2 separate regions of the Homo sapiens genome follow, and region 2 is linked to region 1. A link is an interaction called in ENCODE POLR2A ChIA-PET data of the cell type or tissue named here. Cell type or tissue: PC-9. All regions are shown on one strand. Each heading gives the region's core, and the rest is flanking DNA. Links, peaks and the distances in the headings are about the cores only. Region 1 has its middle 24 kb from the start of LAMC3. Region 2 overlaps FIBCD1 (fibrinogen C domain containing 1).

Region 1 (4,380 bases), core at 80-4,079:
CCCATCCGGAGTCTTGCCATATCCATGAGCTTCTCTCCTGCGGTGTTTTAAGGACAGTTAAAATGTCCCATCTTGAGGTTGGCTATGGGGCCAGGCTGGCTGACGAGGAGCTTCCACCAATGCTGGGTGCCCAAACCTCCTCCCCAAGTGGCCATTCCTGGGTCTGATTGGGAGAATGAGGGCAGTGTCTGACTGAACTCTTCCCCTCTGTTGAGGACTCTGCCTAGGTCCACGGGTCCCCTGGAGGTGGGACCCTCCTGGGTGACTCTGGGCACTGCCATCCAACCCCACATGCCCCACCTGGCTGCTTCGCTCACACCCCCCAGTCTCCCACTTCCACGCACAAGAATCTTTCCTTTCCTTTGGCTACAAACTGGGGGAGGGGAGGACGACCCAATTTATTTGGCAACAAATAAAGAGCTGCCATGATTAAGATGGGGGGGAAGTTTAAAGGAGGAAAAATACCTTGGGTAATGCCATCTCCTGCGTCTTTATATTCTGAAACGGATCGTTCTGGACATGGGCAGAAGGCCTGATTTAATATCCTCATGGAAAATACTGCACCTGATCCAATTACCACGGGAATTTTGATACAGTCAGCAGTCAAGATGAAAGATTCAGAGGCGCTCACCGCAGGAGTAAACACAGAGACCGAATTACCCGGACTCCTCTGGGAGGAGTTAAGCGGTTCAGGTCGCCAGGAGGGCACCTCAGGCCAGGCTGGGGGGGGGTTCCACAGAGGCCAGTATGCCACAGCCCCTGCGGCGACATTTCTCGGTCCAACAGCACAGCCCTCCGTGCCTCATCCTGGGCCGGGGAAAGGCCCTCGGGTCTGGGCCCTGGTGTGGCAGGCAAGGGCTCTATGCGGAGAGACATCCACACACCACACCCATGGCCCAGCTTGCCCCGAGGGGCCTCCTCTTTCCCAGTCCCTCCCCACCCCATCGCGGCCAACCCCTATCCATGCTGTCTTCTAAACAACTCTCCACGGGCACACCTTGCTGGTCTCTGTGCCACCAGGTCAGTCCTGGCTCCAGCTGCTCGCCTGGACGCCCGTGGCAGCCCACTCCCCTGCCTCATCCTGCTGCCCTCCTGGGACAGGTGGCTTACAAACATGCGGCTAACCTTATTCCTTTCATGCTCAAAACCCTGCCATCACCTCCAGGTGTTCTCAGGAGAAGGTCCAAAGTTAGGATGGAGCCAGGCACGGTGGCGTCACACCTGTAATCCAGTACTTTGGGAGGCTGAGGCAGGAGCCCAGGAGTTTGAGACCAGCCTGGGCAACCTACTGGGATCCTGTCTCTACAAAATATTGTTTTAAATAGCTGGGTGTGGTGGCACATGGCTATAAGTCCCAGCTACTCAGAAGGCTGAGGCAGGGGGATCACACCACAGCACTCTAGCCTGGGTGACAGAGCAAGACCCCATCTCAAAATAAATAAATAAATAAATAAATAAATAAATAAATAAAAGTCAGGATACACCTTCAAAGTGTCCCACCTGGCTCCTGCCCTCTCTGCAGCCTGTCCCACCCCACCTCTTTCCCCAGCACCCGCCGGGCACCCCTCCAGTGCCCTCCTGCCTTGGCTTTCACGGAGGCTGTTCCTCAGTGAGCAGGTCCTTGGCCCCTCCTCACCAGGTGTACTCGCACCTGGCCACAGCTGAGATCTGTCAGGTCTCAGTGTCAACACCACCTCCTCGGGTGTGCCCCTCCTGTCCCAAGACCAGGCCAGGTCTTCTTGCTGCACACTCTGAGCTCCTGCCCTTGGCCTGCAAAACACCAGTATGACTATAATTCAAAACCATTCAGTACCATCTGTTGAAAGGCCATGGCCCGGCCAGGCAAGGTGCCTCATGCTTATAATCCCAACACTTTGGGAGGCCGAGACAGGCAGATTGTTTGCGCTCAGGAATTCAAGACCAGCCCGGGCAACATGGCAAAACCCTGTCTCTACAAAAAATACAAAAAAAATTAGCTGGGCATGGTGGTGCATGCCTGTAGTTCCAGCTACTCAAGAGACTGAAGCGGGAGGATCCATTGAGCTCGGGAGGTCAAGGTTGCAATGAGCCATAATCCCATCACTGCACTCCAGCCTGGGCGACAGAGTGAGACCCTGTCTCAACAATAACAAAGTCCATCCCCCATTGGATTTGAGCTGCACAGATGTTGCAAGGGCCAGAAGCTGCCGATCTCTGTCCCATGTGACTGTGTGGCCTTGGGTGAGGTTCCAGATTCCCTGAGCCTCAGTTAACTGATCTGCAGAATGGGACAACAATGTCTAATTCACAGGGGTGGTGGGAGGACGGAGCAAGATCCTGAAGGACAGGAGCCTGAGGAAGAGCTTAGGCTCTGCAGCCAGACTCTCTGGGGCCAAGTCTTTGGGGCCGCCCCTCATCAGCTTGCCTCTCAGTTTTCTCATTGGTGAAATGGGTTGTTACAGCAATTATACGAGTTAATATCTATGAAGCTTCATCACTGGTCCTAACAAATGATGAACCCCGTAGCACTGTTAGCTCCTGTTACCTTCATTGGTGCCTTGAATATCTCCTCCTGGATATTGCCAGGGCTCAGTGAATCCTTCCTCCCTTGAATGGGAGGGTTAACTAACCGCCTCTGAGCAGCCCCTTTATTAGACACCCAAGCGTGTCCTGCTGAAACCAGACGTTAGCCCATGAACCGTAAACCTGTGGCTGTGACAGCAGCCGAGCCTATCACCTTGAACGCTCACCTCTTGGGAAGGGATATGGCAGGTGCGGAACACAGGGGGAACAAGGTTTGAATGGGGACAGGGATGTATCTTTGTCAGTGGCTTGCTGTTCTCTGGGGTGGCTCTAGTGCACAGAAAAGATTACTCAGACAATGGCTTTGATTTTAAACATTAACATTTGTTTCATGAATGTTACGCATTCAAAAATGTTCTTCTTTCTTAAGCTTTTAAGTTCACTTTACACATGTTACTTATTCTATTTAAAATCCAGCACATCAGAACAATCCCTTCTAAGGACCATTTCCTTACTGTTTGGTCCCATTTACAAAACCAGTTCATGGAGCTCCTTGAAACATTTTGAACTGCATAAATAAACTTAATCGATTCAGTTTCCTTTGTAAGTACTTCCACGGCCCAACTGAGAAACCAGCCTCGCTACAGACTGAAGCACATCTTTTGTGCGTCTAACACATTGAATTACAGATGTGGTGAATTCCAGCACTGTTTCCAAAGTTTCTCAGAGCGCAGCTTCAAGTCTCAAGTCTAAGCCACGTGCTCAGTTTCACATTTTAAGTCAGAATCGTGAGGCTGACCTTGTCCTTTAATCGGCAAAAGTCTTCCTAACTTTACAAATGCTGAAACAACGCAGCGTGAGTGGAGGGTGGTTTCAGCATTTGTAAAGTTAGGAGGACTATTTTTTTTTTTTTTAATGAGACAGAGTCTCGCTCTGTCACCCAGGCTAGAGTGCAGTGGTGCGATCTCGGCTCTCTGCAACATCTGCCTCCAGGATTGAAGCGATTCTCCTGCCTCAGCCTCCCCAATAGCTGGGATTACAGGTGTGTGCCACCACGCCCAGCTAATTTTCGTGTTTTTAGTAGAGACGAGGTTTCACTGTGTTGGCCAGGCTGGTCTCGAACTCCCGGCCTCAAGTGATCCGCCTGCCTCGGCCTCCCAAAGTGCTGGGATTACAGGCGTGAGACACCGTGTCCGGCCTGTAAAGTTAGGAAAACTTTTGAGACAAAAATACTATTATTATTGTTTTGATTCTCTTAAACACATCTATACTTAATTCTAAACATTTTGGGGCTGAAAGATGCTTGCTACTGTGGAAGGGACTTTGCCACACCTGGTGATTTGAGGGCCGCCTTCTCAGCTGGCAGAATGTCTTCGGCCAGTGTGGCCTGACTGAGTTGCCTACATTCCTGCCCACTGCCTCATGGGACATGGAGCACGACGGGGCTACTGGCCAGCCGGATGCATCCTCAGCCCCTCATTCTCTGTCTGCTCACGCCAGTCTGAAGCCCCCCACCCAGGGCCTTCCAAATTTGATTGGATTCAGCTAATCAGTTTACTGACTCATTCTGCTGTGATCTCTTTTCATAGTCCTCCTCTCCATCAGGGCAGACTCTATAGAGGACACCTAATGACTGGTGATTGGATTCTCTGTCTCTCCCGGGGCTTTTGTGACAGTTCTGAGGTCACCCGAAGGACAGGGGTTGGGAAAACACGACTACTGCCCAGGAAGAGGCTCAGAGCAGAGGGTGGCCCTGGGAAGCAGGAGCTGCTGCGAGGGCCGAGGGGCCACAGGGATGCCCCAGTCTTCCTGCTTTTGCCAACCGCAGGCTCTTCATCCAGCTGCTGCAGAAACCAAGCGATGTCTCCAAGAAGGCCG
Region 2 (4,380 bases), core at 315-4,314, 57 kb after region 1:
TGTGGGCTCCACGGGGGCCACACGGCCACACACACAGGTGACCGTGGGTCCCTGGGCTGTCACTGTGCAGGGCATGGGGGGAGGTGGGTGGCAGGGGCAGCGAGAGGGAAGGCTTGGCATTCTGCTTGTGTCTTTGTGTCTTTCTGCCTCAGTTTCTATTTCCCATCCTGTCCGTCTCCATCTCCCTGCATCTCCCCGCGTCTCCCTGCGTCTCCCCGCATCTCCCCATGTCTCCCCGTGTCTCCCCGCGTCTCCCCGCATCTCCCCATGTCTCCCCGCATCTCCCTGCGTCTCCCTGTGTCTCCCTGCATCTCCCTGCGTCTCCCCGCGTCTCCCCGTCTCTCCCTATGTCTCCACCTCCCCTCTGGGGCTCTGTCTCTCTCCACTTTCTCCCTGAGGCGCTCACTGTGTCCCTCTCACTGCATCTGTGGCTGTCCCTGTCTCTCTGTCTCCCCTTGGACTGTCTCTCAGTGCCTGTCTCATCTCAGTCTCTGTGCCACGCCCTTGCCCAGCCCCCCAAGAAGGGGGTCCTCTGACCCCAGGTATGCCTCTAATGCTGGCCCCTTCTCTCTCCCGTCTGTCTGTCTGTGTCTGTGCGTCCCGGGCGGGCCTGCAGCGGCCGAGCTGCGGCTACGTGCTGTGCACCGTGCTGCTGGCCCTGGCTGTGCTGCTGGCTGTAGCTGTCACCGGTGCCGTGCTCTTCCTGAACCACGCCCACGCGCCGGGCACGGCGCCCCCACCTGTCGTCAGCACTGGGGCTGCCAGCGCCAACAGCGCCCTGGTCACTGTGGAAAGGGCGGACAGCTCGCACCTCAGCATCCTCATTGACCCGCGCTGCCCCGACCTCACCGACAGCTTCGCACGCCTGGAGAGCGCCCAGGCCTCGGTGCTGCAGGCGCTGACAGAGCACCAGGCCCAGCCACGGCTGGTGGGCGACCAGGAGCAGGAGCTGCTGGACACGCTGGCCGACCAGCTGCCCCGGCTGCTGGCCCGAGCCTCAGAGCTGCAGACGGAGTGCATGGGGCTGCGGAAGGGGCATGGCACGCTGGGCCAGGGCCTCAGCGCCCTGCAGAGTGAGCAGGGCCGCCTCATCCAGGTAGGGCTGGGGTCTGCATCTTGGGGTCTTGCTGGAGGCGAGGGGTTGGTGCTGCTGCTGCCATGTGCCAGGCGCCTGATGTCCATGGCCTCACTTAATCCCCAAGGCCCCAGACAAGGGGCTACTGCTGTTCCCATCTACAGACAAGCCCATGAAGCTCAGGGAGGCGCAGTCACTCATCCAGGGCCGCACAGCTACTGGGAGCCAGGATTCAAATCCTGTTTCTTTCCCGGTGACCCGGTAAACTGTACAGCACCCCACGGCACTTGGCACTCAGTAAATCCAGGGCTTGGGGCTTCCCCAGTGCTCCAGGGTACAGGTGAGGCAGGGCATTCCCCCATCAGGAGCAAATCGAGGCTCAGAGAGGGGATGCGACTTGCTGAAGGGCATGTGGCTGATCAGTGCTACCCCCTCAGAGCCGCACCCCATCTCTCCATACCCCCTCCCAGTTCACACCATGCAATACCCACAGCTTCCCAGGGACAGAGAGACCAGTCCAGGCAGCCCAGCCAGACCCCTAGCCTGTCCCAAACCACCTCCACCCTCCCCACCCCTGCCCCCAGCCAAGCCAGGCTCCAGCCAGCTCCAGGTGGGTCTGGGTGAAGGCTTTCCAGCTTCGGCTCTGAGACCATGCTGGAAGCACCACCCACAAGAAGTTCCTCCTTCATAGGATGAGGGATTTGGGATCGTCTCATCTGCCTCCACCATTTTCCAAGACAGAAAATGGTGGCCTAGAAATGGGTGGTGATTTTTCCTGGGTGCCGTGGCCAGGTCAGACCTGGAATCCAGCCCCTGCTGGAGCCCTGCCCGGCCCCTGGCCCTGTGCCACGTTCTCCCGGTGACTCAGATCCCTGGAGGCTAGGAGCCAAGCCCCTGCCCCCACGGGCGCCCAAGCCCCTTCCGCCCCACCGCCCCCAGCAGCCACTGAGAGATCCAGGCATTTGGTCACTCAGCTGCTCATGAGCAATGGGCCCTTTCCCTCCCTTTGAAGGCAGCAGCTGGAGAAATTACAGTCCTCATCACCCTGTCTGGGTGACTGATGGGAAGGTGGCTTCCCCCTCCCGGGGTAGAGGGATGTTTAGACCGCCTTCCAGCTGCCCCTCCATGTGCAACTTCCCCAGGCCTCATCAGCAGGGCTGGGGGCTGGGGGTACCTCCTGACTTTCTGGCTGACCTGGGACCCCCACCTCACTCCAAATTGCTCAGCCCCTGGTCAGCTCAGGCCCAGTTCATGAAGGCCCACCCTTAGAGCTGGGGTGGGGTATTTAGAAGGAGGGACCCCAGAGTCCTGCCCTCCCAATAGCCTGCGCAGAGGTACAGAGTATTCCCACAAGACTAACAGCCTTTCTGGGCCCAGGAGTGCCAGCTCACCTGACATATTTACTTCCCCAAAAATGTTTGATTTGACTCATTCCCCACAGACTGGATGATTCAAGAGACAGTGGGTCTTTATGTTTCATTCAGAGGCAGCGAGCCGTGCTCCTAACTCCTCCCTTCCAAGCTTCCCAGACCCTCAGCTGATCAGCACAGATGTGGGTTTCTCAAAGCTGTGCCTACAGGCAGCCTGGGTTGGAATCGCCAGAGGTGCTTGTTAAAAGGCAGCTTCCCGGCCAGGTGCAGTGGCTCATGCTGTAATCCCAGCACTTTGGGAAGCCGAGGCGGGCAGATCACTTGAGGTCAGGAGTTCAAAACCAGCCTGGCCAACATGGTGAAACCCCGTCTCGACTAAAAATACAAAAATTAGCCAGGCGGGCGCCTGTAATCCCAGCTACTCAGGAGGCTGAGGCAGGGAAATTGCTCGAACCCGGAAGGCAGAGGTTGCAGTGAGCCGAGATCACGCCACTGCACTCCAGCCTGAGCAACAGAGCGAGACTCTGTCTCAAAAAAAGGAAAAGGCAAGTTCCTGGGCCTCATCCCCAACCCCCTGCAGCCCCCCAGCCGGGGTTGATTCTCATGTGTAGTCCCTGAGGCCTGCTGGTCACGGCTGAGCTGAGCCATTCTGCCCTGAGGGTGTGAGTCCGCAGAGCTGGGATCCAGTCCAGGCCCCATCTGTGCCAGCTGTGGGATGCCGGGCAGGTTGCTTCCCCTCTCTGGGCTGGGTCTTGTCACCCGTGAGATGTGCATAACACAGTCTATGCTGAGGGGATATTGGAGCGCCTGGCTACAGGGCTTGGCTGGCTCTGTCACGTGGGGGATACTCATGGTCTGCACCATCAACGTCTCCTTATTATTATAGTAGAAATTGTTTGTGAGCTGAAATTTAAACCTATAGGGAGCCACCATGCCACTATTGAAAACTCCCTTTTCTTTTTTCTTTTTTTTTTTTCGAGACAGTCTTACTCCGTCACCCATGCTAGAGAGCAGTGGCACAATCAGGGCTTACTGCAACCTCCACCTCCTGGGCTCAGACAATCCTCCCACCTCAGCCTTCTAAGTAGCAGTCACTACAAGTGTGCACCACCATGTCTAGCTAATTTTTTTGATTAAAATTTTTTTGTAGAGAGGTCTTGCTATGGTGCTCAGGCTGGTCTCAAACTCCTGGCCTCAAGCAATCCACCCACCTCGGCCTCCCCACGTGCTAAGATTACTGTGTTGGGCCGAAAATCCCTTTTCTGGTAGGAGTGATAGGCCTATACCATGTGCTGGGCTCCGCGTTAATAGGCACTTTGCAGCCCCATAACGCCAGGAGGTTAGTACATTTGTTATCCCATTTTATTTTATTTTAATTCATTTATTTATTTTTTGAGACACGGTTGTCTCGCTCTGTCACCCAGCTGGAGTGCAGTGGTTCAATCTCGGCTCACTGCAACCTCCGCCTCCCAGGTTCAAGCGATTCTCCTGCCTCAGCCTCCTGAGTAGCTGGGACTACAGGCGCCCGCCACCACGCCCGGCTAATTTTTTTGTATTTTTAGTAGACACAGAGTTTCACCATGTTGGCCAGGCTGGTCTCAAACTCCTGACCTTAGGTGATCCACCCAACTTGGCCTCCCAAAGTGCTGGGATTACAGGCGTGAGCCACCACACCCGGCCTTGTTATCCCATTTTATGGAGAGGCAGACTGAGGCTCTGAGTGACAGGTGCGTGTGCAAGCTCACTCACACAGCTAAGCAGTGCCGGGGACAGCAGCTCTGACACCACTACCGCTAAGCGCTGTCCAGCCCTCCCCTGATGCGCCTCTGCAGCTCGGCAAGCAGGGACTCACTTCCCCATTAATTCGGGGCATGTTTATATGTACATTTTCAACTTTAATCATCTGCTGGTTTAAACAGAGGTCTTCCCTGCCCG

The links. ChIA-PET counts read pairs that join two places held together with the same protein. Peaks named below come from ENCODE experiments on the same cell type or tissue, not always from the same donor. Only the 100,000 strongest peaks of a DNase experiment are listed, where the experiment ranks them.
Region 2: POLR2A ChIA-PET joins it to region 1 with 11 read pairs; 6 of 35 experiments call an interaction of 5 or more read pairs at or near these places.

Annotation. Positions count from the first base shown.
Region 1 is chr9:130,983,038-130,987,417 of GRCh38, reverse strand. No RefSeq gene overlaps it. Among named protein-coding and RNA genes, the nearest start is that of LAMC3, 24 kb to the left of the region's middle. RefSeq lists an enhancer at 643-1,514. In PC-9, for the core only: no CTCF peak of the experiment used is centred there; no DNase peak of the experiment used is centred there; H3K27me3 peaks cover 1,047 bases.
Region 2 is chr9:130,926,283-130,930,662 of GRCh38, reverse strand. FIBCD1 (fibrinogen C domain containing 1) reads left to right here. Exons shown (of 7, transcript NM_032843.5): 2 at 617-1,096. Among named protein-coding and RNA genes, the nearest start is that of FIBCD1, 11 kb to the left of the region's middle. RefSeq lists an enhancer at 387-931. In PC-9, for the core only: no CTCF peak of the experiment used is centred there; DNase peaks (open chromatin) are centred at 2,012 and 2,522; H3K4me3 peaks cover 874 bases; H3K27ac peaks cover 2,013 bases.